Regions from separate parts of the Mus musculus genome. Here all the other regions are linked to region 1. The links are chromatin loops, found by intact Hi-C in ENCODE. Cell type or tissue: left cerebral cortex. All regions are shown on one strand.

Evidence for each region. Hi-C counts contacts between places; a loop is a spot of excess contacts. Peaks named below come from ENCODE experiments on the same cell type or tissue, not always from the same donor. Only the 100,000 strongest peaks of a DNase experiment are listed, where the experiment ranks them.
Region 2: it touches region 1 in a loop (9-fold over the local background); 2 of 42 quality-filtered maps call a loop at or near these places.
Region 3: a loop joins it to region 1, with 2.9 times the contacts of the local background. A loop is called at or near these places in 6 of 42 quality-filtered maps.
Region 4: it touches region 1 in a loop (8-fold over the local background); 2 of 42 quality-filtered maps call a loop at or near these places.
Region 5: it touches region 1 in a loop (2.9-fold over the local background); 4 of 42 quality-filtered maps call a loop at or near these places.
Region 6: it touches region 1 in a loop (3-fold over the local background); 18 of 42 quality-filtered maps call a loop at or near these places.
Region 7: a loop joins it to region 1, with 2.1 times the contacts of the local background. A loop is called at or near these places in 3 of 42 quality-filtered maps.

The regions. Positions count from the first base shown.
Region 1 is chr5:122,500,652-122,504,651 of GRCm38, reverse strand. It overlaps Atp2a2 (ATPase, Ca++ transporting, cardiac muscle, slow twitch 2), which reads left to right and starts at 2,427. Exons shown (of 20, transcript NM_001110140.3): 1 at 2,427-3,084; 2 at 3,704-3,721; 3 at 3,839-3,921. The coding sequence starts at 2,967. In left cerebral cortex, a CTCF peak has its summit at 2,499; DNase peaks (open chromatin) are centred at 1,083, 1,833, 2,312 and 3,116; H3K4me3 peaks cover 2,800 bases; H3K27ac peaks cover 3,306 bases.
Region 2 is chr5:122,647,648-122,651,647 of GRCm38, reverse strand. The region is part of intron 1 of P2rx7 (purinergic receptor P2X, ligand-gated ion channel, 7); the gene reads right to left. Among named protein-coding and RNA genes, the nearest start is that of P2rx7, 5.7 kb to the right of the region's middle. In left cerebral cortex, no CTCF peak of the experiment used is centred here; DNase peaks (open chromatin) are centred at 1,258 and 2,148; H3K27ac peaks cover 1,469 bases.
Region 3 is chr5:122,773,013-122,777,012 of GRCm38, reverse strand. All of the region lies in intron 1 of Camkk2 (calcium/calmodulin-dependent protein kinase kinase 2, beta), which reads left to right. Among named protein-coding and RNA genes, the nearest start is that of Camkk2, 4.4 kb to the left of the region's middle. In left cerebral cortex, no CTCF peak of the experiment used is centred here; DNase peaks (open chromatin) are centred at 1,248 and 1,833; H3K4me3 peaks cover 560 bases; H3K27ac peaks cover 1,232 bases.
Region 4 is chr5:122,583,234-122,587,233 of GRCm38, reverse strand. The region is part of intron 11 of Ift81 (intraflagellar transport 81); the gene reads left to right. Among named protein-coding and RNA genes, the nearest start is that of Ift81, 29 kb to the left of the region's middle. In left cerebral cortex, no CTCF peak of the experiment used is centred here; DNase peaks (open chromatin) are centred at 684, 1,526 and 1,865; H3K27ac peaks cover 2,463 bases.
Region 5 is chr5:122,724,304-122,728,303 of GRCm38, reverse strand. It overlaps P2rx4 (purinergic receptor P2X, ligand-gated ion channel 4), which reads right to left. Exons shown (of 12, transcript NM_011026.3): 6 at 3,630-3,710; 7 at 3,173-3,314; 8 at 2,938-3,074; 9 at 1,013-1,106; 10 at 840-905; 11 at 464-559; 12 at 1-17. It also overlaps a transcript of Camkk2 not described here. Among named protein-coding and RNA genes, the nearest start is that of P2rx4, 19 kb to the right of the region's middle. In left cerebral cortex, CTCF peaks have their summits at 2,113 (motif pointing right) and 3,075; DNase peaks (open chromatin) are centred at 930, 2,126 and 3,083.
Region 6 is chr5:122,625,401-122,629,400 of GRCm38, reverse strand. Gm32988 (a long non-coding RNA gene) reads right to left here. Exons shown (of 3, transcript XR_387697.3): 2 at 2,080-2,144; 3 at 1,118-1,237. Among named protein-coding and RNA genes, the nearest start is that of Gm32988, 3.3 kb to the right of the region's middle. In left cerebral cortex, CTCF peaks have their summits at 1,340 (motif pointing left) and 1,962 (motif pointing right); DNase peaks (open chromatin) are centred at 1,966 and 3,204.
Region 7 is chr5:122,564,788-122,568,787 of GRCm38, reverse strand. It overlaps Ift81 (intraflagellar transport 81), which reads left to right. Exons shown (of 19, transcript NM_009879.4): 14 at 1,438-1,527. Among named protein-coding and RNA genes, the nearest start is that of Ift81, 48 kb to the left of the region's middle. In left cerebral cortex, a CTCF peak has its summit at 1,859; a DNase peak (open chromatin) is centred at 2,013; H3K27ac peaks cover 1,089 bases.

The DNA.
Region 1 (4,000 bases):
TAAGCTTCACAGCCATTCTTCTCATAGGTAAGTGGTCCAGAGGCCAAAATAAATCCAGCTTATTGATGAATGGAAAAATTAGTACACTGGAGCTGAGCAGACGTTTGCTGAGGCCTTAGTGCTGGCAGAGCCCTTCCCAAGTAACTGATGGGTTGAGGAGGGTGGGGCTCTCATTGGTTTCATGCATTTAAACTGTAGGCACTCAATAAATGATGAGCAGATGTTGGGGACTGTGCTTTGTACTGAGTATGGACCAGACAGACAAGCTTCATTCTCAAGTCTGGATGCCCTTACAAGATGCTAGGAGGCAGGCACCGAGCAGCTAAACAAAATCTACAGTGTATTTTCCATAGAAAAGTGCTAGGGCAGCAGAGACCCTTGAATAATGTGATAGTAGGCATCCTGGGGAGGGGAGCTGCTTTAGATAATAAAGCATCTTTCCGGGGGGTGGGGGGGACTCGGGGATTTAGCTCAGTGGTAGAGAGCTTGCCTAGCAAGCTCAAGGCCCTGGGTTCGGTCCTCAGCTCTGGAAAAACAAAACAAAAAAAACCACCAAACATCTTTCAGGAGGGGACCGGACAAGGAGGAAGATGGCCTGAGGGAAAAACTGGGAACCCGTGTTGTAGGGTGCACCTCCAGCCCCTGAAGGAGGGGACTACAGAACAAAAGCCAAACCCAGTGAGCATCACAGACAAACTAAGAGAGGTCATGACCTTCCTACTCTCAGTGCCCCTTGCTGTAGGTACGACAGAACTGGAATCCAGCTAGGAGGGAGACCCACCAGCTCTCCATCCCTCCCACCCTCTCACCCCCCACCTCGCAGGCAGTCACCTGATCCTCCAGAAGAGGCTGTGACCTAACCAGTTTCCACCTTGCTTCTAGGGAGTGCATTGCTATACACTAGAATTTTTGTTTGTTTGTTTCGTGTAGGGTTCTGTTGGTCCTGTTCCAAGTATCAATCAGAACTGCGTGCCAGCCTCCACTCCTTGGAAATAATTAAATGAAGTGACGTACTTGATTTTTTTTTTCAGTCGGGTAAAGCACCATGATTTGCATCTGCTGAAGGAATCTATCTTAAGTCTTGAGGCGGAGCCTTGTGGGACGTCTCAAGTGATTGGGGGGGGGGGGTGGCGTTGCTAAACACTCAAGAAGATGAAATGCTTTATTTTGCAATCTATGCCCTTCATGAAGCCGCATTTTGTGAAGATATTTGCAAATTCAATGCAAAGGGCCTCCTCCCTGTTAAGTATGGCTTCCCACATTCCTCTGCTTTTTAAATTTATTTTGTATGTTTTAGACAAGGTCCAACGTGGAAGACTGCTCCTAAACTCCTTCAGTGTCTGTCCATGACCTTGAACTCTTGATCCCGTGGCTTCCACTTCTGTTCGTGGGATCACAGGCGGGCTCCGTATAGCCTCTTTATATTGGCAAAATTACCTTGCATGCTAGGCTCTGTACAGACCTCACAGAAACAACAGATGATCTGTGGTTTAAGAATAGATTTGGGATTGAAGGCTCCTTCTCTCGCATTGGGGGAAGTGGAAGTCTTATATAGCAGCCATCATTTGGAAGCCAAAGCCAAGCCACCTAGCATAGCTGCTACAGCATAACCTGTGACTTCTATGCAGACGTGTGTCAAAGGCTGTGTGAGCTACTAAAAACGAAATAAAACTTCCTCCTTCCTCCCCCAAGAGTGGGATTCCCTGTCGGGGCACAGAACCCGCAGGGGAAGGAAGGGCTGGTGTTGGCGTGCGATGGAGATGAGGCTTTCGGCTGGGGGTGTGGGATGCGGTGTTCCCGAGGCGACAGATGAGCGCTTTTGGCTGTGTGGGAAGGGAACTGCGGAATTCCTCCCCTTGGTTGCTGAGGGGGGCTCTGAAGGAGACATTAGGATGCAGAGCACGGCTCGCGCTGCCCAGGACGCGGAGGCAAGCCAAGGACACCAGTGCGAGCGCGCCTCGGCCCCCCTGCGTTCCCGAGCCTCCCTGCCAATGCGCGGTCCCAGCCAGTCCCCAACCTCAGCGGCAGGGCAACCAGCACAGAGCGCCCACCCGTGAACTCCGCGCTCTATCCCCGCGCGCGGTCGATACGGGAAAAGCCGTGGCCCCGGAAAAGTCAGGCTCACCCTCCGCCCGCGCCGGTGGCCGCAGCGCATCGAGCACAGCGTGGACGCAGAGGTGGCCCTGGCCCCGTGCGCGCGCACAGGCGCCGCGCGCGGCCTCGATCCGGGTTCCTGGGGGGCGGCGCGCGGGAGGAGGCGGGGCCTGCTGGCGGCGTGGGCGCGCGGTGCGCGCGCGCGGGAGGGCGCCGGAGGAGGGGGCGGGGCCGCGCCGCCCGCGCCGCGCTGGGGGCTCTCTCGGCCAATGAGCGGCGTCCACATGCCGCGGCGGCGGCGAGAGGGGAGGCAGCGGCGGATAAATGCTATTAGAGCAGCCTCCGCGGAGCCGTCCCCGACGCCGCCACCTCCCGTCTCCTCCGCCGCAGTTCCCTCCGCCGCCGCTGTCGGGGGTGCAGAGCTGAGGGGCTCGGGCCGGCGCGCCGCGCAGCTCCTCTCCCGTCGCCTGCCTCGCGGTTCCCGGCGCCGAGGGCTCGGCCCGGCGCCGCTCCTCATCTGCGCCCCGTCTCCTCGGCGCAGCGCCCGGGGCCTGCGCTGCCCGCGGCCGGCTGGCAGCTGCTGAAGCGACCCACACTCGCGGCGGGGCGGGAGGCTCGCAGTCCCTCGGGCGGGCTCGGCGAGGCCGGGCCGCGTGCGGCGGTTTCTGGGGGAGGGGGCTCGGGTGATTCAGCGCCCCGGTCAGGCGGAAGCGGCCGCCGCCGCCGCGGAGGAGGAGGAGGAGAAGAAAAAGGAGGGGACAGCTGTCCGCGCCCGGGCGCCCGCGGTGGCACGAGCCCGCGGCCGGAGTGCGAGGCGGTAGGCGAGGAGGCCGCGGGGACGCGAGGCGAGGCCGGCCGGGGCCCCCGCAGCCATGGAGAACGCTCACACAAAGACCGTGGAGGAGGTGCTGGGCCACTTCGGGGTCAACGAGAGCACGGGGCTGAGCTTGGAGCAGGTCAAGAAGCTCAAGGAGAGATGGGGCTCCAACGGTAGGTGCGGGGCGCCGGGGCTGCAGCGGCGCGGCGCGGGCCCGAGCGCCAAGGAAGATGGCTGACCCGGCTCCACCTCGTGGGGCTTGGCTCGGCGCGGCGCCCGACGGCTGCGAGAGGCCGGGCGGTCCACGCGCGGGTCTGGGCCATCGCCGACCTCTAGGGGTCTCGAGCCGGTGACCTTCCCGGCCGGCGCTCAGCGAGTCGGATTGGGGGGGGGGGAGAGGGAGTGGGAAGGAGGGAGGAGGTTCCTGCGGCTGGGCTGAGTCCCCCGCGGATTTATGAGGCGTCGATGTTGTTGAGAAACCCTCGGACCGTTTCTTGTGCTCCCCAAAGTTGCACATCTGGCAGAAGTGATGACCCAGCTGAAATGACTGCATGGTCCTGGAGGCCGGAGAGGGCTTACGGGCAGTTCCGAGGCCACTGATTACCAGGGCTGAATAATTTTCTCGGGGTATCAAAGTGGAGACAGATTGTTGTACGTTCATACACCTATATCCGCCATTCAGACAACGATGGTGGTGAATTTAGCAGTTTTTAATAAAAGCGCTAATACAATATCTTCATTTTTCTTTCTGCTTTCCTCCTGACACGTTGCTGTCGAATTTCGGCCTTCTAGAATTGCCGGCTGAAGAAGGTAAATAATATTAACATGTTATTTTGGAGAGATGATGTGTGCAGGCTGATTGATGTGGACAATTGAAACAAATGGTTTGTTTTTTTTTTTTTTTTTTTTCCTTTCCTTTTCTAACAGGAAAAACCTTGCTGGAACTTGTGATTGAGCAGTTTGAAGACTTACTAGTTAGAATTTTACTGCTGGCAGCATGTATATCTTTCGTAAGTATTTAAAAAATTATTTTGTCTCCCCATAAAAGTTGAAAGAATTTCGTTGGGACACCAGAAAATAAATAATTAC
Region 2 (4,000 bases), 150 kb before region 1:
AACATTATTCCCTGACTTCCACATGGACACCAGGGCACATGAGCACGTGACTGCGCACAAAATGTAGACAGTTTAAAAAAAAAGATGTTAGAGCTAGAAATCCAGATTTGGGACCCACTCAGCATGTCTGATGCAGAGTGCAATAGAACACATGTAGACAAATCCAATTACGAGTGCTCTGTCTCACCCTGGCCTCAAATCACATAGAAATACTTGGGATTTTCTTTCAAGCTATACCTTGCAACTTCATCCCAGAGCAACTGGTGCTCTACCTCAGTCTGATGTATCATCCCCATTCTAGAATTATGCAACACATGATAATCTCCAATTGAATCCAACTTTTTTGAACTAGTAAAGGCTTTGGAAATGTAATAGACCTTTGTATCATAATGAACACGAAAATTCTACTAACATATTCCAGAAATGAATCAAAGGAGGGACGAGGCAAAGAGAGACTGCAGCGTCTTGCCCTTTAAAAAGAGTAGTCTAATGTTCAATTCAATCACCAACTCTTTTTTGTTGTTGTTGTTTTGTTTTTTGTTTTGTTTTTCGAGCCAGGGTTTCTCTGTGTAGCCCTGGCTGTCCTGGAACTCACTCTGTATCTGTAGACCAGGCTGGCCTCGAACTCAGAAATCCACCTGCCTCTGCCTCCCAAGTGCTGGGATTAAAAGCGTGTGCCACCACGCCCAGGCCCCAGTCACCAACTCTTGATTTCATGGAATGATTCAAGAGAAGCTAGGCCTCTTCTCTGGGCCATGGGTTCAGTCCATGAATGGGAGTGTGTGTGTGTGATAATTCTCTAGTCTGTAATCCCAGTGACTCTTAGCTCTAAGAAACAGATGGTCAGTGCTTTCGGGTGCATGCAAAGCCACCAGTCCCTGGAGCAAACACAGTATCAAGGGGCTGGAATCTAGCTGAACCTGGTAGGATGGGCGAGATTTAGAGGAACTGGAGAACCTGGCAGGCAGAAGAGATCAGACACAGAAGAAGCTAGGGTCACCCAGAGACCCTGGCCAAAGTAGGGGTAGCCTGGAGGAGCAGGGATGCAGTGGAGGTAGAGAAAGAGGTTGGGCCAGGGAGCCCTGGGACTGGCTCTGTCTGGACTCACCAGATATAGACGCAGATGGCCCCTAGGAAGGTGTTCTTCAGCGTCCCGATCCATATGCTATGGATTTCAAGGACTTTCCCGGATTTATGGCTGCATAAGTGGCTCACGGGCAGCATGGTGAGAAGGTTCTCAGAGCACCACCAGGGGAGGAAGTGACTCGAAGCAAAGTCTGCCTATTTCTTTTAAAGGAACCCCAGAGTTCTGAGCAAAGATAACTCTAAAGCAAAAGCTCTGAGAGAGACCTCCCTCTTCAAAGAGCTGGGGCCTCGCTTCAGGCTTTGCTTCCTGTACTCACACCCTCACTCATGGGGCCGGGCAGCATCTGTAGGAGCATCTTCTTCCCAGGTCAACGGCATACACATTTACACATTTGTGGCTCAGTTCCTTGGGCCAGACTACAGAAGGCTACATTGTTTCATGCAGTGAACATCAGCAAAGCAACAGTGTTGCACACTGCCTTTCACAAGTCAGTCTCTTCGCCCCCTGTGTGATAGCACCCTTGGCTGTCCTGGACTGGCTTTGTAGACCATGCTGGCCTCACAGATATCCTCCTGTCTCTGCCTCCCGAGTGCTAAGATTAAAGGCACGTGCCTCCACCCCTGACCACAAGGGTCATGGCAGCTCCGTCTACATGGACATGACTGAGATGAAGGGTTCCAGACAGCACCTTGGGTATCAGTCTGGAGATGAGGACAGATGACACAACTGTGAGAGCCCTCTGAAGGAGTAGAGTGCAGGATGGACCTGTCACCTGTCAAGGGTGATTACCAAAGGAAGAGGACCAGGCAAGCTCCCTCCCCCCCCATGGTTGCTGGCTGGTCCCCGTGAAGATGACCATGGTGATGGTGGTGATTTTTCATTGATCTGTCTCCCTCTTTTCCTCTTCTGCATTTAAATATAATATTCCCATCTTAAAAATAAACCTTCCCCCCCCACCCCACCCCCCGCCCTCCATTCTTCTCTGCTGCCGTAATGCAGGACCTGACTCCTCCTATGGTGCCTAGTCTTTTGAAAGAGTGAGTCACCGCATCCATTTCCGCACTTCCATTCACTCCTCCACCCACTCCAGTCTGGCTCCCACCCCCACCTCACCGCTTCTCCAGAGCCTCCCTCGCCAACCCGTGCTCTCTCCCTTCCCTCCCGGGGCCAGCAGGCCTGCTGCAGATGCCCTGACTGACACCAGTGACTTCCTTCTTCTTTCTTTCTTTCTTTCTTTCTTTCTTTCTTCTTCTTCTTCTTCTTCTTCTTCTTCTTCTTCTTCTTCTTCTTCTTCTTCTTCTTCTTCTTCTTCTTCTTCTTCTTCTTCTTCTTCTCCTTCTCCTTCTCCTTCTCCTTCTCCTTCTCCTTCTCCTTCTTTTTCTAACCACAGCCTCAAGGAGTCTACATTCTTCCGACCTCCTTGGATCTCCCTGACGTCTGTCTCAGAATGCTTTGGGAAGTTCTGCATCTCCCTGCTCCTTGAATGTTAGTGCCACTCAGGGCTCTCTCTCTCTTCAAAGCTTCTTGCTTTCATCTAGTTACCTCTCTTGCTGGTCCATTGACGATGTCCATGGCTTCAATGACTATCTATAGGTTGGTGGTATCCACTTGGGTGGTGGTGGAGGCAGGGGCAGAGGCAGAGGGTAGATGTTCAAGGCTAGGTACAGCTATGTATGGCGCTACTTAAAGCCCCGTCTCAGCAAACCGAGATCAAAGAAAGTCCACTACTTCATCTTCCTCACGTTATTCAACTCCACCTGTCCTCTGTCACTGTCACCTCCTCAGGCCAGGCCACCATCAGTTCACAACCAGGTGATCCAATACAGTTTAGTCTCCCTCCAGGTCTTGGTCCTGTCCCCTCCAGTCTCCAGGGTGAGCGTGAACTCTGGATGAAGTCTGGATGAGCTTAGTGACTGTGAAAGTTCGATTTTGGCTCGGCCGCCGACTGGCTATGTGACTCTGGCCACCGAGGAGATTTGTAAATCTTGTTAAAAAAGACAGTTCATCATGTGATCTATCATGTGATCAAAGGCTGGATTCACTTAGGCACTGCATAGTCAGAATAAAGGTCTCTGTGGACCACTGCCCAGCGGGAACCCACAAAACCAACAATGTGAGACCCGGACACCAGTACCTCAGCTGCAGCTGCCTTCTGAATAGGCTGGATCCTCCCAGTCACCCATCCTGTAGCAGGAGCCCAAGGATTGCCGATCCTCACTCATCTCTGGAACCAAGCAGTGGTACCTTATCAGGGAGTGCCGTCTAGACGACACATGGCTGAGGACGTGTGACTGAGGACATGTGACTGAGGACGTGTGACTGAGGACGTGCGACTGAGGACATGTGACTGAGTCATGTGACTGAGGACATGTGACTGAGGACGTGTGACTTAGGACATGTGACTGAGGACATGTGACTGAGGACATGTGACTGAGTCATGTGACTGAGGACGTGTGACTGAGGACGTGTGACTGAGGACGTGTGATTGAGGACATGTGACTGAGTCATGTGACTGAGGACGTGTGACTGAGGACATGTGACTGAGGACATGTGACTGAGTCATGTGACTGAGGACATGTGACTGAGGACGTGTGACTGAGGACGTGTGATTGAGGACATGTGACTGAGTCATGTGACTGAGGACGTGTGACTGAGGACATGTGACTGAGGACATGTGACTGAGTCATGTGACTGAGGACATGTGACTGAGGACGTGTGACTGAGGACGTGTGACTGAGGACATGCAACTGAGGACATGAGACTGAGGACTTTGAGATTTAAGTTCACCTTAGGTAACCTGGGTGAGTCTCAAATGCTCAGTGTCCCTGTGAAAGAGACGTGTGTGTGTGTGTGTGTGTGTGTGTGTGTGTGTGTGTGTGGCCTGACAGGCAGAAAAGGAGACATGATGGAAAC
Region 3 (4,000 bases), 270 kb before region 1:
TCCTTGGACTCGTGGGCAAGAGAGTCCCAAGGTGGCTCTCAGGCTGCAGTGCTTGCTCTCTCTGATCTGAGCACATCTAACCTTGTTCCTCAGAAGCTGAGGGAGTTAGAGGTTTCTCTTTCTCTGATTCTCCAAGATGTCTCAGACTGGAGATGTGGCTCAGTTGATAGAGCGCTTGCCTGGTGCACTTTGCTAGCAAGCCCTCTGCCACCAAACTCCATTCTCTGGTTCTTTTTAAAAACAAAACAAAACAAAATCAAGGTGAAGTCCCTCCCCAGGTGGCATTTAGGACACTCAGTGTCATATGTCTGTTCCAGCTGTCTGGTTTCAGAGCATTCCTATTAGAAGGAAATTCTTTACCTAATAAACTATCACTCCTTGTTCCCAGCATCCCTCCCTCCACCCTTTGGCAGGCACCCACACATCAGCTTTCTCTGGGATTTGTGCACTGTGGATGTTTCCTGTGAGTTGCATCTTATATAATAGGTGGTCTTTTGTGCCTCAGAATCATCTTCTATACTTCCTTTTTTATGGCTGCGTAATATTCCACGCTGCGAGCAGACTACACCTGACTTATTTATCATGACAGACATTTGTGTTGTTTTGGTATATGGGCTTCTCTTTCTTTCTCTCCTCTGGGAGCCAGGGTCTCATGCAGACACCACTGTGCCTAGCTGACTTTCTTCTTCTTCTTCTTCTTCTTCTTCTTCTTCTTCTTCTTCTTCTTCTTCTTCTTCTTCTTCTTCTTCTTCTTTTCTTCTTCCTTTTTTTTTTTTTCAGTTATAAAACCTTTTAAGCGCAGAGAAAAATGCCAAAGTTTGGTTTTGCTTTGTCCGTTTGGGTTAATTTGTACTTCACAAGGCAGGAAGGAGGCCCTGGGTGTGGCAGGAACTCAGTCTGGCTCTGTAGCATCCAACCCCCTGTTTGGGGGGTCTGGGAACAGACACTGTACTGTGGGGAGCTCATGGGAACTGGGGCCCCCTCCCTCTGGGAGTCTCTGAGCTGCTGGGGGAGGCCTGTGCAACAGATGAGCCGCATTCTAGACTCTCCCCCCCCCCCGGTTTGGAAAGGGAGAGGGAGAAAACTGGAGCTTCTGCCGTGCCCCCACACCCACCCCACCCCACCCTGAAAGCTGCGGAGGGACTATTTCTGTGTTGCCTCCTTTTATCCCGGCGGCTGTAAATAGTTGAGAGATGGCAGTTACGGAGATAAAAAAAAAATGCTAATTCCAACCTGGAAAGGAGGGAGGACCGATGATCCCCGCAGGAAGTGGGGGCGAGGAGGGGAGACCGAGGCATCTGCCCTCTGCCCTGAATTGAGGGAAGGCCGAGGTGGGTGGTGATGCCCAAGTGCTTCTGTTAAGGGAACCCTTAACGGGGAGTCGGCGGTTAGACAGGAGGATGAGCCAGAGATCCCATTCCCTGGCTCGTTTTTGTTCGAGGCAGGATCCTGCTTTGTGACCTAGACTGGCCGTGAACTGAAAAGATCGTCCTGCCTCTGCCTCCCTCTCCCTGGGATTCGTGTGCCTCTCTGCCTACCTAGCTCCCCTGTGCTGTTGAACGGCAGGAGCATTGCTGTCAAAGACTCTGGCAGAGAGAGAGAGTGAGCCTTTCGGTTTATTTCAGACCTTGATCCCCATTCTGGGTCCAGGTGTGGGGGACAGGTGGCCCTGTAGACCCGGTTTCCTGGTGTGTCCCTGCTTAGGGGGCGGTGTACTTGAGGCTGGAGAAGGAAGGAGGCGGGTTAAACATTCTATAGCCAAGCAGGATGAGGGAGGGAGAGCCGTGTGGGAGGGCAAGATAAGGCCCCTTGTCTCTGATTGGCCAGACTCTGTATTGCTGGATTGGATCTCTCTTCCTCTCTGTGTCTCTGTATCTCTCTCTGTCTCTCTCCACCCCCGCCCCCGCCCTCTCTCTCTGTTCCCATTACAGACTAAAATTCCGTTTGTTTCTCTGCCTCTGCCTTTGGTTCAGTGGAAGTCTGGGAGGGAGTCATGGGAAAAGCGCTAGGAAGGAAGCCGGCTACTTCTCACCTCATGTTCCGCCCCCCTGAAACACGCGCCCCGCTCACCCACGTGGCCGCCCTTTCTGTATCCTCAAGGTCTTCGGAGCCCTGACTGCAGACAGGGTTGTCCTGATATTTTAACGATCCGTGACCTCTCATATCTCTGAAAGTGGCCAGCAGTGACTCAGAAACTCCTTGGTCACTCAGGGGCTCCGGCCCTGGGCGGTAAGAATCTGGACATCTGGCTCTAGTCCTTGCCCAGCCGCAAGCCCCGCTGCCTGCTTTCTCTCACCTACTCTGGTTTTTAGCATCTCCACCTGCAGGCCCCTCCGCCCCCTATATCTGTTGCTGAAGCAGTGGACAGCTCTGACAGCATATCACTTTGGATGTGAAAAACAAATAATAAAACCACATTTCTGCCCCCCCCCTCCCCCCCATTCGAGGCCCGTCATGGCGGTGCCCACGTTTAGTTCCAGCGCTTAGGACGCAGAGGCAGGCACATAGATAGATCCCTAGGGATCTCTGAGTTTGAGGCCAGCCTGGTCTACAGATCAGGTTCTAGGACAGCTAGGGTTATAGAGACCGTATCTCAAAAAGATTAAAAAAAATTTTTTTTTGGTTTTGTTTTTGTTTTTAGTGTAAGTTAAAGTCAGTCAAGGACTTTTTATTTTCTTAATTTATGTGTATGTTTGTGTGAATATACACCATCTGTACGCCAGGGCTCACAGAAGCCAGAAGAGAATGTTGGATGTCCTGGCGCTGGACATGGGCAGTTGTGAGCTGCTTTGTAAGTGCTGGGACCTAAACCCAGGTCCCCTGCAAGAGCAGGAGATGCTTGTAACTACTGTCTCTCCAGCCAGGAGTTAGACCTCATACCCTCGGAAGTCTTTGCTATGCTTTGGTTTAGTGTGTGTTCGTACCCAAGACTTCCCTGGCTGTGTGATCATGGGCAAGACCCTCTGCCTCAGTCTCCTCACTAGAGAAGTAGAGAATAATGCGGTTACCATGACAACTAAGAAGTTGATACAGGCTTAGCATGATGTGGCCGGGAGAGTTAGTCCCACAGCTGCCGCAGCTGCAGCTGTCAGAGCTGTTTCCAAGAGGGTGAGATTCCCCAGCGAGCGGTGTTTCTCCCGTTTAGCCTGCTCACTGGTTCTCCGGCACTTTTTTTTTGTTTCGTTTGTTTCCCTTTATGGTAAACAAAACGAAAGGTTGACTTTGTAAGGGTTGTTTCCTTACTAGGGAGCAAGGTAAGGGCTGCCTGGGTTCTCGGGGAAGTGGCAGCTGCCTTGCAGTTTGGCCTGCATGAGAGCCCAAAGCTTTTATGACCCTCAGTTCTTCGTCACTTGTAGGTCAGTCTTGGCTCAGGGAGCTGAAAACACTAGGGTATGTGGGCTTCAGGCATGGAGGAATCAGGGTGCCAGCGCGGTTTTCCATCCATTTTCTTCCCTTGATGGGCATCATTCTAAGGCGGGGTTCTCCCAGCACTAAGTTCAGCAGAAAGAACTCTCCCCGCCGCCCCCTTTGAACATTGAAAAAACTGGCAGTAAGACCCACTAGCCTGAGTTCAATACATAAGTTCTCTTGAATCCATGACCTGACCAGAAGAGTTGATGTCCAGTTGGGCAGTTTTGTGCATGGTGGTGGGGTCTGCTCTATAGGGGTGCCTCACAGGGAAGGATATGTTCCTAGGCGTAAACTGGGCTGCCGTCCTAAGACTAAAGGAATTCGGACTCCAGGTCAGTTGAAGACAACTTCTCACCTTCCGACTGGCCTTGGGATGGGTGTCTGAAATGTACAACCTCCAGCTTACATCTGCTGGGTGCCAGCTGTGTTCTAAAAAGTTTTAGGCCTGAGAATTCAGGGCTGAATTCAGAACCTCGTTCTCTCCAGCCAGTCGAGCCACATTGCTGGCTTGCGTCTGGGCATTTGTTCCCGATACAGGTGGAGACAGCTGCCTTTGGTCTCCCCTCATATAGACTGAGTTCTAAGGATG
Region 4 (4,000 bases), 83 kb before region 1:
GACTTTTCAAAATGTTATCACTTATAAGAGAAAACACACTTTAATTTGTAAGTTAGTTTGATATTAGATTCTGGTTAAAAATCTTCATATGGAGGCTGGAGAGGCAGCTTAGTGTTTCTGAGCACTGGCTGCTCTTCTGGAGGATCCCAGGTTCAATTCCCAGCATCCACATGGAATCTGTAATTCCAGGGGATCCAACACCCTCTTCTGGCCTTTCATGGACACCATACTTACGTGATGCATAGACACACTTGGGCAGACACTCCACACATAAAATAAAAATAAAATTTAAATCTAAACAATAACATAAATCCATATATGGTTTAAAGTGCAAGTCACTGCCATTATTCCAAATTAAGACAACTTTGAGTATTGGAACAAGATCTTAAGTGATCTTACCTTTTCTGTTTTGAAGTGTTTACATGTATTACACAGAAGTCTCATTGGGATGGAGCTAGAGCAGCTACACCAGTAGCAGCAGTAATGAGAAGGCAGGACCAAGACAGTGTCGGTGTCTTGGTGGCAGGTGCTGCTGTCAGTGGGCTTCTCTACAAGTAACAGGAAGGTGTTAGCTCCAGGGGAGCCTCTTCTAGGATGCACTCCCTGATGCTGTCTTCCTGCTCACACCTTCACTGTGGCCTTCTCCAGCATATGCTATGCTGACAGCAGTCTCTGTGGACCGTTATAGTCTGTAGCGCTCTTGAGCTCACAAGTCAGGAAACAGTAAAGACCACAGATGCGGCTTGGGTACCAGACACTTGGAATGAAAGCTTCCTTGCTTCCTTCCTCCCTCCTCCCATCCCCTGCTTCCATTTCTATCTACATGGTTTCATTGTGCAGCCTAGGTGGCCTGGAACCCAATATATAGACCAGGGTAGTCTCAAACCCACAGAGATCTGCCTGTCCATTGAAAAGTTGTTTGTTTTTGTTTTTGTTTTTTTTAAATCAGACTATGAATATTAACAAATGTCTTGGCACTATTTTGCAAGCCTCAGTTGATGAGAAAAATTAATCATTCTTCACCCTAGCCATGGCTGTTTACATCTTCAAGTAGTTTTATAATCCTGATCACAAGGTTAAATTTGCTATTTAATATGGTAGCCTGTAGCCAATTCTTTTGGTGTGATATTTTGCCATTTTTTTAGTCAACAATCTAAGCTTGTAGGCTATGTTCCCAGGGTTTTCATTCAGATTGGAGTATGTCTTTTGGGTCTAAATTCTTTTAAAGCACCAAATGAACCTGAAGGGTGTGTACGTTCCCCTGGTCCATGGGTTGAGAGGTCACCGTTGGGTGCAGCCCATTGCACCCTCTTCCCCACCATCACCAGACGCTCGGCAGTTCGGAAAATGTGCTTAGTCAAATACTATTATAAGCAGCTTTAAAAACAGCCAAGCATTTCATTCTGCAGCCACCACCAGAAATCCTAGAGCTAAATAGGGAAGATTATGAAATCTTCTTTAAGGACTTCAAAGAGAAGCAGCGTGGAGATAAGGGAATCCTGGCAAGATCTGCTGCAGCTGTCAGTTCCCGAAAAATTGGGAACCAAATTTTGACACTTGTGGTTGAATCATCCGCCCTTCCAAGTGAGCCGAGGCAAGCCTGCCTGCCTGCCGTATTTTTAGAGCCTTTCAAATCGCATTGTTCTCTATCATAGCAGGGCCTATGGGTCCTAAAATTTCCTAAGACAGAGAACAAAATTGGACCAAATAAATTTGGCTCAGCTTACTATAATAGAAGTAGTATGTGATGCAGGCAATATTAGATTTTCAGCTTTTTTCTTGGAACATTAACGGCAGGTGAAGCGTTCATTAGAGTGAGCTGTGAGCTGGTGGTCTGATTCCTAGGAGAAGCACAGAGACTTGGGAGGGCGTGGTCCGCTCTCTTAAGATAGACATTCCTGGGCCAGCCTCTGCTTAAGGCTGATTGCAACCAGCACATATAACACTGTTCATTATAGACTGTAAAGAGGGCACAGCTAACTAGCTACTACCATATGCACATAATTACATCGTTCATGCTTGCCTGCTGAGATTTTCTAATTTAAAGTTTAAAATGTAATACTAACAGGTTGGGAAAGGTTGGGATAGTATTTGTGTACGTGTTTATGTTACACTGGTTATGCTGGGTGTTGTGAACAGACGGCCATTTTAGCAGAAAACAAAGGTTGCTTTGAAACATTTTCTTTTTGCTTAGAGTAGGTAGCAGCTCTGAGAGCAAACTTCTGAGCCTGTGAGCGGAAAAATAGCCTGACCAATGGGAATGCTATCTTTGGACACAGCATGTTGTTTGTACATAGTGGCATCCCATCCCTGAACTCTTTAGCTCCCTCAAGCCTATTTCTATGCACTTTTTATTTAAATATCATTTGACCAGACAATTGGCAAAGATGTGATTTAATTGAGACATGGAAACTAGCACGGGGGTTGGACTAATGGGATTTGAGAACAGACAGTACTCATTCTGGTCCACTTGTAAGAAGAAACTTGAGAGCTTGGTGGAATTTCTCATTTCTCCTTTAAACTATGCATGGCTCTTCATAGTCCTGAGCAGCAGAACGTTCATTCCTATTGTGTAGCTGTCTTGTGAAACCCTTCCAGCTTAATTGCTCAGAATAAAATTTTCATGCTGGATATTGAAGCAAAAAAAAAAAAAATTGGAGTAGGGGCAGATTCTTGTTTTCAGGTAAGTGTTCAGAACGAGGTTGAAAGTCCAGTAATTGTTTTGTAGTTCCCGGTGGGCTTGCGAAGTGTCAGGAATAGGTCAGCCCAGATTCTGATCATTACTGTAAAAGGTTAGGAACACAGTAAGCAGATAAAAGGAGAAAGAACATTTGTCAAATTCCATTTCGATCATGAAGGAGCTGAGTCTATAATATTGTTCCTAAAGGCACAGCTAGCACTGTAAATCATTAATCCATTACCCACCCCAGTGCCTGCAGATAGATTAGTTCCACATAAGAGCGTGTTCCCTTAGCACCTACGGCCTAAACCGAAAAGCATGAATCCTACTGACCTAAGCATTCACAGTGGGGGCTGCTCTTTCCCAAATGACAACATTGGATTCCATGTGTATAATGGTACACAGGATTGATGATAGTACTGAATTGCACTTTTCTACCCAATGGCAGGCTTGGAGTTTCACTGTAATGAGGACACATTTGTTTGGGTGACCTATTACAGTGCAAAATGGGAAGCTTTTATCTTAATCTTGCACAAATGTATTGCTTATATCCTATGCCTTTATTTTCCCCCTTTAAAATGACTTGTTTTTTTCAAACAAGTCTCTTGACTGGTGAAATAGCTCATTGGTTAAAAGCACCTACTTGCTCTTTGGAAGGACCAGAATCCACATCAGGCAGCTCACAGCCACCTGTAACTCCAGCCTCTGGGAATTTGATGCTGTTTTCTGGCCTCTGGGAACCTGCACACACACTTAGGCGCATGTGCACACACACACACACACACACACACACACACACACACACACACCCCAAATGATGATGATGATGATAATGATGATACTACTACTACTAAAATCGTTTAAAGCCTGGGGATGGCACTCTGTTTAAGCTTTTGTAAAAGACCCAGGTTCAAGTTCCCATCATCCACACAGTGGTTCAGAACTACTCCTAGCTCCAGTTCTTGGGGACCTGCTGCCTTCTTGTGACCTCCGCAGGCACCAGGCACACCTTTACAATTTTGTTTGTGATTGGCAAGGTGGCACAGTCAGTAGTGTTTGCTGCTGAAACATGAGGGCCCCAGTCAGTGTCCTCCACCACCAAATAAAATCCTGGTGTGATATCAGCCACATACATGTGCAAGTTCACACACATGAACACACGCAGTGAAACACTGTGTCTTTAAAGATAAAATGCTTAAATTTTGGAATGACTTCCTTTGGAAGTCATTCTTTTCATTTTAAATTTACCTTTTCATTTCCTTACATGTGAATATATCTGTGTGCACAGAGCACCTGTGGAGGTCAGGGGATGGCATGAGG
Region 5 (4,000 bases), 220 kb before region 1:
GTCTCTCCGGAAAGACCCTGCGAAGAGGGGTAAACGAGTGACTACCCAGCCCGTGTTGCCACCAGATCCCCAACCACCTACGGCAGGCAGCGGCTTGGTGCCTCTCCTGAGGGCTTGTGGGGAGATCTTAGCAACAGAGAGGTCTCCAGTTAGTTCTAGAGAGTCTCACAGTAAGGTACAAAACCCTCGTTCTGAGGATGAATGAAAGTACCATGTGGATGGAGATCCATTGTCACAGTCAAGGTGTGACAGTGATAAATAGAAGGTAAGACACAGCTGGGTTTTAAAGAGGGAGTCTATCTGAAGAGAGGAAAAGCCATGCTACTACAGGTGTAACTGCTGGGGTGATCAGCTGACCCGTGCCAGCCTCGGTAGAAGGGCCTTTGCTCGGTGCTCTCCGTGGGGACAAGGGACAAAGGCAAGACGCTCACACTTCGTGCCTGCGCTGGGTACAGGTGCTTACCTGCTCGTAGTCTTCCACATACTTATATTTCTTGTCCCGGTAGTAGTATCTCTTCTTCATACAGTAGAGGACTATGACGTCACACAGCACGGTCGCCTGATTTAGCACAGAATAAACCAGGATGCTTTATAAGACCCCCTTCCTCTGAGATCTAACCTACCAAGGAGGAATGGCATCTCCGTTTCTCTGCATCAGACTGGACTGAGACCAACCGGCTTGGTCTCAGAGGTGGGATTTCTAGGGAATCTTTCTCCTCACCCCAAACGGCATCCAGTCTAGAGTCAAGTCTGAGGTTTAGGGGAAGGCCAGCGCTTGCTCACTAAGCTGCTGACGAGTAAGAAAGGTCCAGACAAGGAAACCGCTCTAAAACACTCACCACCCCTAGGAGCGCCAAGCCAGAGCCAACATTGATCATGGTTGGGATGATGTCAAACTTGCCAGCCTGGCGGAAGACAGGAGGAGAACCAAAGTGTTCTAATGGGGGTGATGACAGAAAATAGGACAGTGGGAGGCTTTCTCTCTCCAAGCAGGGTTCAGAGGAGGGCCTACCTTTCCAAACACGATGATGTCAAAGCGGATGCCATATGCCTTGGTGAGTGTGCGTTGCTCATTGCCAGCAAGGTCCCTGTAGTACTTGGCAAACCTGGAGGAAAAGAGGGTAGGGTGGAGAATAAGTGCAGATCTTGGGGTCCCAGGCAGGGACTGTTAGCGCAGGACCCAAGTCCCTGAGCACAACTTGTCTTGGTTAACGAGTTGCTCCAGTGGCTTCGCAGACACCAAGCACCCTCCCCCCCCCAGGTCAGCCTCCTAGTTAATGTGAGGCAATGTAGCAGGAGGAGCCAGGACCCCTCCCGGAGGAGCAGAGGGACTCCTCTGCCACCAGCATCCTACCCCAGGATGGGAGCCCTTTTGCTCTGAACGGCCTTCCTGATGATACAGCTGGGTCATATCATCATCCCCTGCCTCTCTCCAGGGGACCCTGTGCACTAACAGAACTTGTCAGCCAGTGGGGATCTACAAGACTGCATGGAAGGATGGGGACTGAGCCAGCCCCGGGGCTCACAGCCCGGCTGGAGCTTGGCTCCAGGTGGGATACACCACGCCTCTGGGCTCCCCCCCTGGCTACCACCTGCCATTTTAGTCTCATTGGCTGGATTGAGATACACAATTGAGATAAGACACCAACTCAGCTCACCCTCCAGGCTACAGAATGCAAACCAGGGAAGTCTGTAATCCCAGCTGTCCCGGGAAACTAAAAGGTCAATTAGTTCCTAAATATGCAATATGGAGATTCTCCGAAGAAACCTTGCCCCTATCACCGCTCTGCCCGGCCCCAGCCTTAGTTAGCTTTCTATCAGAATCTCAAGTCTGGGATTTATCTGTGCCACAGCTTCTATGCTATTGGTCCAGGCTTGGGACCCTCAGGTGAGACTGGTGCTGGCTACGGTCTGGGTGTGTGTGAGATCCGTCAACTTCTCAGTTCTAGGATTCCAAGCTTTAGGTCTCCACCGTGGCCCCTAAGAACCCTGAGACAGAGACAGAACCATACAAATCTGACCCCACCCTGGTGTGGGGGTTGGGGGGAGTTCGAATAGCTGCCCTAGTCTCAAGAAAGCCTTCTTACTACCCCACGCAAATTTGATACCACAAGCTACCACTAGAGGGAGTCAAGGGCAACTTTGAAAACTGACCTAGCAAATAAATGCTCGTTAACTGTACACAGGATTTGGCTGCTTTTGAAAAATGGCAATGGTGTTCCCAGGCCTCGCTCACATTCCCAGGTGTCCTGGATTTAATAGTGTCCCTTCTCAAATTCATCTCCACCTGCAAAGGTGATCTTATTTTGCAGATGTAATTAGTTAAAGAGAGGTCATGCCAGATTAAGGTTAACCCTAAATCTAATGTTCTTGAAGAGAAGATCGAACCAACCCGGTCTACACAGCAAGTTCCTAGCCGTCCATAAATAGAAGAGAGAAGGTGGGTGTGGCGGGTGCACACCTCTAATCCCAGCACTTGGGGTGATGGTGGGGGTTCAGGAGTTTACGGCATCAGACCGCAGAGTTCACAGCAACATAATCCTACAGACTTCTGGTTTCAGAACTATCGAAGAATAAAATTCTGTTGTTTCGAGCTGTTCGGTGTCATCTGTTACTAGAGCCCGGGGAAACAGATACAGCAGCATCTTCAGCTGGCTAGTTTCAGTGCAGCCTCTTTTTTTTTTTTTTTTTTTTTTTTTTTTCTTTTCGAGACAGGGCTTCTCTGTATAGCCCTGGTTGCCCCGGAACTCACTTTGTAGACCAGGCTGGCCTCGAACCTAGAAATCCGCCTGCTTCTGCCTCCCAAGTGCTGGGATTAAAGGCGTGTGCCACCACCGCCCGGCTCAGTGCAGCCTCTTATATTTTAGTGAGACAGGTCTCAGGATGTGCCCTGGGCTTGAACCACATGTACGCATCCTCCCAACGCGTGAGCGGTACCTGAAATTGTAGCCAGGAGACACGTTGTGTTCTAAGTCCCGAGTGTCGAGGCGCCGGAAGGAATATCTGGGCAGGCAGTGGGAGGCAGCTCTGTCAAGGTTGCAGTCCCACTTGATCTGGATACCCATGATGCCTCCCTGTGGGGAAAGCAGGGGAGGCTTTCGGAACTCAAGCTCACGCTGGGGCCGGGATCCTGGGGCAGGTAAGATGCGAGGAAAACCATGCTGGCACCTACCTCCACTGCCATCTCCTGAAAGCTGTGGCCCGCATCCGCCACGATTTGGCCAAGACGGAATATGGGGCAGAAGGGATCCGTCCGCGCATTATAAATGCACGACTTGAGGTAGGAGGTGGTAATGTTGGGGAGGATATTCCTCCTGAAGTAGGGGAGGAAGCAGAGAGTCTGAGCAAGGGCAGCTTCGGGGAGAGCCAGAAGTTCTTTTTTATAAATCTTTTTTTTTTTTTTAATTTTATTTATTTATTATATGTAAGTACACTGTAGCTGTCTTCAGACACCAGAAGTGGGCACCAGATCTCGTTATGGATGGTTATGAGCCACCATGTGGTTGCTGGGATTTGAACTCAGGACCTTCGGAAGAGCAGTCAGTGCTCTTAACCGTTGAGCCATCTCTCAGCCCCCAGAAGTTCTTTTTAAGAGGCGCGTGAATGCCTATTGCCCGGCCCCCACTTACTTGCTGAAATTAAACTTGGGGTACCAGATGTTGTTCTTTACCAAGAGGGTGAAGTTTTCTGCAGCCTTTAAAAAAGCTGGCCTGGAAAAGGAATTGTACAGGTTATTACACACATGCGCATTGCGGTCGGTGCCACCTTTCCGACAGTTTACAGCGCCACTCTCGCAAGGAGAATGGGAACATCTGGCATTTTCTATCCTCTTTTGTGTCACACTAGGGTCACCAGGCCTTCCGGATCCTTCCTCTGAAGAGGCAGAACTTCCTGCCCAAAGCATTCAATGAAAGGGATGCTGGCTGTGGCCACCATGATTGCCTAGCATCTGCTGGCCTCCAGTTTGCCTTTAAGGCGTTCATGGGTTATGGATGCTCCT
Region 6 (4,000 bases), 120 kb before region 1:
CCTTACAAAAGATACAAGAGAGGTACGCACCTAGCACCCAGCAGAACGTAGGGCCTTGGGTCTGGGGGCAGCTACTCCGGTTTATGTCAAATGACAAGAACTCCAGTCAGTTTGAGGCTCTCTTAGCTTCTTTGCTCTAACAAAAGCTTCCTGAGGAAGAATGGGTTTATTCTGGATCACAATTTTGTGGAACTGTAAAAGGCAGCCTGTTTTGGTTGAATGAGGCTTGCTCCAGTGACCCAGTAGAGACAAACCCACTAGGAAACTCTACAAGAGACAGAACAGTGAGCCACGTTCCCAGAGACAAGTGCCTGACACCACAGAGCCCCCCAATTCCATAATTCTGTGACTATAAATCATGCAGACAATGTCTCAAACTTCTAGCATTCTGGCTAGAGTCCATCCCCACAGTTACCTGACTATAGCCAGGTATGCTCCTCCCTACAGTTACCTAGCAACAGCAAGGTAGCACAGTGCACTATAAAAGGGGCTGCTTGGCCCCTCCTCACTCTCTTTAAGCTCTCACCTTTCTTACTCTCATCTCCAGCTCTCTTTTTCTCTCCCTTCCCCCTTCTCTCCACATGTCCATGACCTGCCTCTCTGTTTCTTTCTACCTTCTCTTTTTCTCCCTGCCTTTCTACAATAAAGCTCTAAAACCATAGACTGTATCTGCTCATCAAGGCCCACTGTGCTTGAATGATGAGATAGGCTTTTCCCTAAAGAGCCTCATCTAACCTCCCGCTGGAAGGAAGGCCTTCCTGCACTCCAGCCACAAACAGGACCAAGGACTCTCGCCTGTATGGGAACCACCCAACGCCCCCTCTCTCCCTGCCTTCTCCCTTTGACCCAGGAGCTGACCAAGCCGCCCCCGGGGCCCCCATTTGTTCTCAGCCCTTCTGCTGTGTCCAGCAGTGTCTGGGATGCCCAATACTGAGAACCTGTTACCTCTGGCCTCCTTTAGGCCCAGAGATCTAAGACTGTCCCTTGTCCACCCTCGTGGGCTAGGTCCATAGCTTCCCACATTCAGACACCCACCCGGGGCTACATGGAAAGGGTGTGACAGTCCTCCTACATCTGCCCGCCCAGAGCACCAGAACTCTTGTGGGACGGGGGTTTTCTCCCACTCCCTTTATTCCCCCATGCCCACTGCCCCGTTAAATTTGAAGGTGAATCTTTGATGGCAGGGAGAGTCGAGGCAATGGGAGCCTGTGGCACGGGGACACATCGAATCCACACTCTGAAAGCAGAGAGATAAGAATGGATATGCGGTTAGGAGCACTGACTGCTGTTCCAGAGGTCCTGAGTTCAATTCCCAGCAACCACATGGAGGCTCTCAACCATCTGTAATGGGATCCGATGCCCTCTTCTGGTGTGTCTGAAGACAGCTACAGTATACTCATATACATTAAATAAATAATATTTAAAATGAAGGAGGAAAAGGAGGAATACGCTCAGCTCCCGTTCTTTCTCTTTCTCCACAAGCCCAGCCCTGGGAATAGGGGCCATCCACAGTGGGAGAGTGTTTCTACACTGGTGGGCCAAGTTAGGATGACCCCATCCCACCCCCACCCTTGTGGATGTGCACAAATACAACTATTGCAGGAGGTTCTAGATTATGTCAACTTGACAGCCTACACTAGCCATCACAGGTAGCAAAGGAGAGAGAGAGAAAGAGAGAGCAAGAGCGAGAGCAAGAGCGAGAGCGAGAGCGAGAGCGAGAGGGAGAGGGAGAGGGAGAGGGAGAGAGAGAGAGAGAGAGAGAGAGGGGGGGGGAGAGAGAGAGATCCCAGACTGGAAAACCCTGAGAGTCTGAGCAGACGACCCTACATAGGTTCATCCTCTCTCTTGTTATGCAGATCAGAGATTAGTCCCCAGTTCAACTGTCTGCTCAATCCAAGGAGAGCTAACTCTGTGCCTTGGGCTTGCTTGTTGTCCAGGAGCTATGGGCATGACCAGCAGAGGGCAGCAATGCACCAACATTCAGTATGGCATCTGCACTGTTTTTGTCTGACCCTGGCCAGGAAAACCTGGTGAGATAATAATGCAGTATGTCACTATTTCCAGATAAGGTTATTTTACCCTCAGTGCACAGTAGAACAAGGTCTTCCCACTGGATACAGATGAAAAGGTTGGGTCTCCAAAACCTAAGGAACGGAACAAGGCTCTGTCTAAACCATAGACTCATATACAGGGTCACAAGCGTCCCAAATTTAGACAGCATTGAAAGGCATGACTGCTGTGTCTGGGCTGCAGAGCATTGGTGACCTTTTACCTGTTTTACGTCTCACAAAGCTCTTTCTGAGTGTCGATATGAGAGAATTTGCATCCTAACCATCCCAGTTTACAGGTCAGAAAACTGAGGCCCCTAAAACTCATCTGCTTCACCACTTGGCTTGATCTTAGAGGTTAAGAGTGGATTCTCAGGAATAGAAGCAGAATAGCAATGCACTCTAGATGTCCTGTAGCATGTTGGTTTTTAAATTTTAATTTAATTTTATAGGTGTGTATACCTGTGTATGTTTATGTGCACCGCATCTGTGTGTACCATGCGTAGGCAAATGCCCAGCAAGCCCAGAGGGCATAAGACACCCTGGAACTGAAGTTGAGGATGGTTGTGAACTGCCTGGTGTGGATGCTGGGAATTGAACTCGGGTCCTTTCCAGGAGCAGCAAGTGCTTTTAACCACTCTCCAGCCTGTTTTTAGTTATGTGCATATATGCTAGTTTATGTCCCGTTGTGTATGTGAGTGCAAGTTCCTCTCAGAGGCCAGTGTGGGATCCCCTAGGGCTGCTGTTACAGGTGGTTGTGACACACACACTCAGTGTGGGTACTGGCAACTGTGCTCAGGTCCTCTCTCTAAGAGTAGCAGTGCTCCTATCTGCTGAGTGGTCCTCTCGGCTCCTTGTGGAGTGTTTTGATGCAATAATACAAGATAATTTCTAGCCCAGGTATCAGCCCTGCCTTCAGATAATTAGGCAGGCTGCTTCTCTGTCTCAGCGCCTGCACCAGCGCTTAACGATTCCTTCTAGAACTGAAATCGCTTTTGATCAATCACAGTCCTCAGAGGATTATCATTGGAACTCGGCGCCAGGAGCAGCTTCCCACCACCCTCTGCTACCCACTCCACCCTCTGCTACCCACTCCCTGTTGCTAATGGCTGTTTGGCCAGTTTGCATGTGCAATGTCTTCAGCAGATGCCTGGGTAGGAGAGGATGATGTAATAGCAAAGCTCGACTCAAATTAGCTCCAACATAAGGAACATGTAACTTGGATGTAACAAGCTGATTGCAAGGTGGTGTGGTCAGCCGTTCACCAACTTCCAAGGGGCTGGAACCCATTTGCGCTCTCATTTCATTGGCCAGAAGTGTCACATGACTCCGCCTAACCCAATCTCAAGCCGGGACAATGAAGTTGTCATAAAGACTTAGACCAGGTTATCAACTAGAGACTTGATTTTGTGGGAAAGCGATTAGTAGTGTCTTGGTGATCCCCGGTGCCGTTACTGTAGCTTACAGGGAGCAATAACCTGTTCTGACACTGTGGTCCCTACCTTCAGGAGTGAGGGACTAGGAGAGAACCAAGTCCGGGTCCTGGTCTCCCACGGGCCCTGGGTTGATTATACCAGACTTGCTTTACTTCCTTTACATCATGGCTGCTTGTCTCTTTCTCATGGTGGAGATTTTGACAAAGCAAAGAAAAAGCACAGGCCTGATATCTCAGGAACCCGCCATTCAGAGGTGGCCGCTATGCTTCTGACAGTCCCCACACCACAATCCCAACTGTTTTCTAGAGATTGGGGTTCAAGTGCAGCGTCTCCTGGTCGTCCATACAGCCCCAACGCTGCAGTATGTGATTCAGATTCTCTGTGTACCAGGAACTCTCAAACCGCTTCAATGAGACCCAGGGATGTTGAATCCAGGAGGCTCAACGTGGGGGACGCAAATGTCCATTTGAACAGAGGAAGAGTGTTTAAAGGAGGCCTTGCCCAAAAAGAGGGCAT
Region 7 (4,000 bases), 64 kb before region 1:
TTTTGTCATACATGCTTGTATGGTATCAGGGTTGACCTCTTGGGGCAGCAAGGGAAGGAACAAAGGACAGACACACAGACACATAAATAGAAAAGCGGGAATCAGGTGATCCAGGCTCTAAGAAGCTGCTGCTGCTGCATACCCACTTAGCTGTTTACTATGCACAGAGGAACAAGGAGGGGGCTTAGCTAGTCTTCTTAGGAGCAGTCTCTGTAGGGTATCAATCGTTAGGCGTAAACTCTATGGGGGAAGCTATGGTGGACATTTTCTACACATTGTCAATTTGCACACTCAGGCCAGAGGAAGGATTTGCCTAGAGAAGGCCTTACCTCACTCACCCTCAGGACTCAGGCTCCACTCACACCGACAGCAGCACACCGTTGCTTGAGACTTCACTCTCCCGAATTCTTGCATCTATGTGGTGTTTTTTTATCAAGGAGTTGTTCCATTGTAATGTTCAGCTTAAAACAGTGCTTATTTTGTATCTTGATGTAACATTAAAGAAATATCTATATTAAAAATAAGAACTAGAATTATTTCATCTTTGTGTATGTCTTTGATATTCTAGATTCGGGGCTGCTATCACCCAAATACACTGGGACATTTTCATCAAGCATGATATTAAAATCTTTTCTTATTTATTAGTAGATAGTAATCCCAGCACTTGGGAGGCAGAGGCAGGAGGATTTCTGAGTTCGAGGACAGCCAGGGCTATACAGAGAAACCCTGTCTCGAAAAACCAAAAAAAAAAAAAAAAAAAAAAAAAAAAAAAAAAGAAAAAAGATAGTTGCATCCCCAAACTCAAAGACTTTCCAGAATGTATCCTACAAACTTTCTGGATTTCGCCCAAATCTAGTTTCTAAAAATACTTAGTGTTTAGTATAGAGGAGGCCTCCAGGACCCCTCTTCTGTCAGGTTATTCACATTACATATATTGAAAATCACCCGTGCATATTTGTGTTCATTTATGTGACCTCCTGAGTTGCACATGTCTCATAGACAATAACATTATAATGGCACACAGGTAATTTGTAGTTGCTTTGTGCTTCAGTGTTAGATTGCAGACATCTTCTCAGCATGGTGTGCGGTCATGATAACTGGCATTTAGAACCAATAAGTGGCCCTGCACTTTGCTACGGAGTTCACATCTATTAACCAGACCTCGGGCACACATCTATAATCCTAGCACTGGGGAAGCAGAGACAGGCAAATCTCTGTGAGTTTGAGGACAGCCAGAGCTACATAGTGAGACCCTATATCCCCCAAAAAATAAGAAAAAAAGAAACTAACATCTATTCAATCTCTTTCCTACTATTTGGCACTAAAGTAATTAAAAGTTTTATTTCTTTAAGTCTTTACTTGACTGCAGTAGTATTTTTATGTATGCAGCACTTTTTTTCATTTTTTAAATGACATGTCTTTTGCTTTAAATGACAGGTGAAAAAACTGAATTCCTTGGTATCAGAAAAGAAGTCAGCTTTAGCCCCAGTTATAAAAGAACTACGGCAGTTGCGTCAGAAATGTCAAGTAAGTTTGATGTTTTTGCTGTCTTGCTTAGGTGGACTCTTAGGTATTTTTTAAGGGAGATAATGGAAAGGAAACTAGTACTGAACTGACGCAGCATAAGGCAGTGATGGTGGGGCCCACAAATCAGTGAGGGCTGGGGAGAAGGAATTCAAACTGAAATGCAAAATGCAGCCAGATGAAATTTGTAAAAATCATTTGCATTTGAGTGCTGTAAGTATTAAATCTCATTCTTGTGTGGCCAAGTGAGGCAGAGTATCCCAGCAAGGCAGCCTTAGATGGATGGGCTTACTGTTCTGGCAGGCACAGCGGGCAAACGGCAGGAGGCTAAGCACAAGTGCCATTACTTGGAAGCTAGTTGTAACCAGGGCTTTAAAGGAGAACTGTCAGAGGTAAGTGCCCTGCACAGCATGCACGAGCCAGCGGCCAGCCGCTAGGTTTTGGCAGTAGTGCTGCTGCTTCATCCGTCTCCGGAGTAATTGTAAGTGTGAGTGTGAGCCATCTTGCCTGTGCCTGAGGACGGAACTAGAAACCCAGTTCTACATGAACACCATCTGTCAGAGTTAGCTCCAGAGTAGAAAATCACATAGACTTTGAAGTCAGCTATAGACATCATTTCCTTTTTATAGAAAATGCCACACAGTCTGAGATAGGTTTAGAAGCTTATCCAGACAGACAAATGGGAGACTCAAGGAAGGGTCTTACTTTAGCCTGCAAATTCCCCCCCCCCCCGGGGTCTTTCTCCCATTTTGCATAGCTCTGGCTGTCCTGGAACACTATGTTTACACCATGTTGGCCTTGGATTTAAAGAGATCCATGTGCCTCTTCCAAGTGCTAGAATTAAAGGTGAATGCTACCATGTCTGCATGTCCTGCCTAAGTTGCCTTATCTCAGTCTATCTCATTACACACTGCTGCCATCACAGAGGAGATCGAAGAGACAGCCCTGCTCTCTCAGGTTTATGCTCTAAGCGGTATGGTAGCAGCACATAAGGAAATTCAAGCAAGATAAAAGAAATCACATCTAAAGAGCAAGTAATGTATATATTACTTAGTATATTGTGGAATAGGCCAGAGGGATGCTATGAAACCAGAAAAGCTGTACGAGTGTTAGCAATGGGGACTTATAGATAGTGATGGTAAATTTGGTATTAACAATATTTATTAAGCACTAGCTATGTACCTTGTACTCTGACATTTCTCATTGGACCTGACAAACAATCCAAAGAGACAGGAACTTCCTTTATGGAGAGAAAGAAAGGAACAGAGGTGGGGAGGGAGGCAGGCAGGCAGGCATAGAGACTAGTGACTTGTCTAAGATTGTATAGTGGCAGACGGCAGAGCAAGTGTCTCTAACACTGCACTAGTAATGTAATGTGACCCCTGAATCTTTGGGGATCTTCCTCTATTCCTGCCACCTTCAAGTCTTTTTACCACTGTTTCTTTTTTCCCCGTATCATGGTCCCCCTCCTCCTCCTGTGGGAATTAGTTACGCCTCCAACCACAGGATGGCCTTTCTAGTCTTGTTATACCAGTGTTGACTACTAACTTCTCTGTTGCCCTTGATTTATTTGTGTGTTTTGTGGTGGTAGAGATGGAATCCAGGGCCTTTCACATGCTAGACAAGCACTAAACTAGGCCTGCCACTAAACTATTCCCTAGCCTTTCAGAGGTTTTTGTATGTTTTGTTTTGTTTTACTTTTCTGATGCTGCAGATGGAGTCCCACATTTGACACTTGCTAGGCAAAGCATTGTGTTGGTAAACTACATCCCCAAGTCCTAACACCCATTGTTTACATTCAGATTGTTGTAGTTGCCCAGAACTCAGGAGCTAAGGGAATCCCGCAGCCTTTGAGGCTGTGCCTTTTTATTTTGTTTTTGTTTCAGTTTGTTTTAAGTGAAGATCTCACTATGTAGTCCTGGCTGGCCTTGAACTTGTAGAGCTCAGCCTGCCCCAGTCCCAAAGAGTTGGAATTAAAGGTATGTGCCAACATGCCCAGTGACACTATCATACATTTAAAGACCAAGAGTATTTTAAAATATTGTATACTTTTAACTTTAATGGGCTATCCTCAGTTATTTCTATTGTATTTGGAATGCATTCTAAAATTAAGTTTTATAACTACTTAAAATCAAGAGTATCACCAACTCAAGATTTACACCTTAACATTTAATCATCTGTAACTAGAATAACACCTTGAAAAGTTTGTTTTCTTAGAGGCAATTCTATTGCTGTGTAATTAAATGGAATAACTAATTACATGCAATTGTAATTGTATACTCAGTTTAGAGTATACAATCTAATAGTTTAGTTTTCTTGAAATACTTTTTATTGATTGATTGTAAAACTCAGCTGGATGTGGTGGAACTGGAAGGGTAAGAGGTTCAAGGTCATCTCTGGTTACATCCACATGTTGAACTTGAAGCCATCATAGACTCCATGAAAGATCATGTATCCAAAAACCCTACAAACCCCC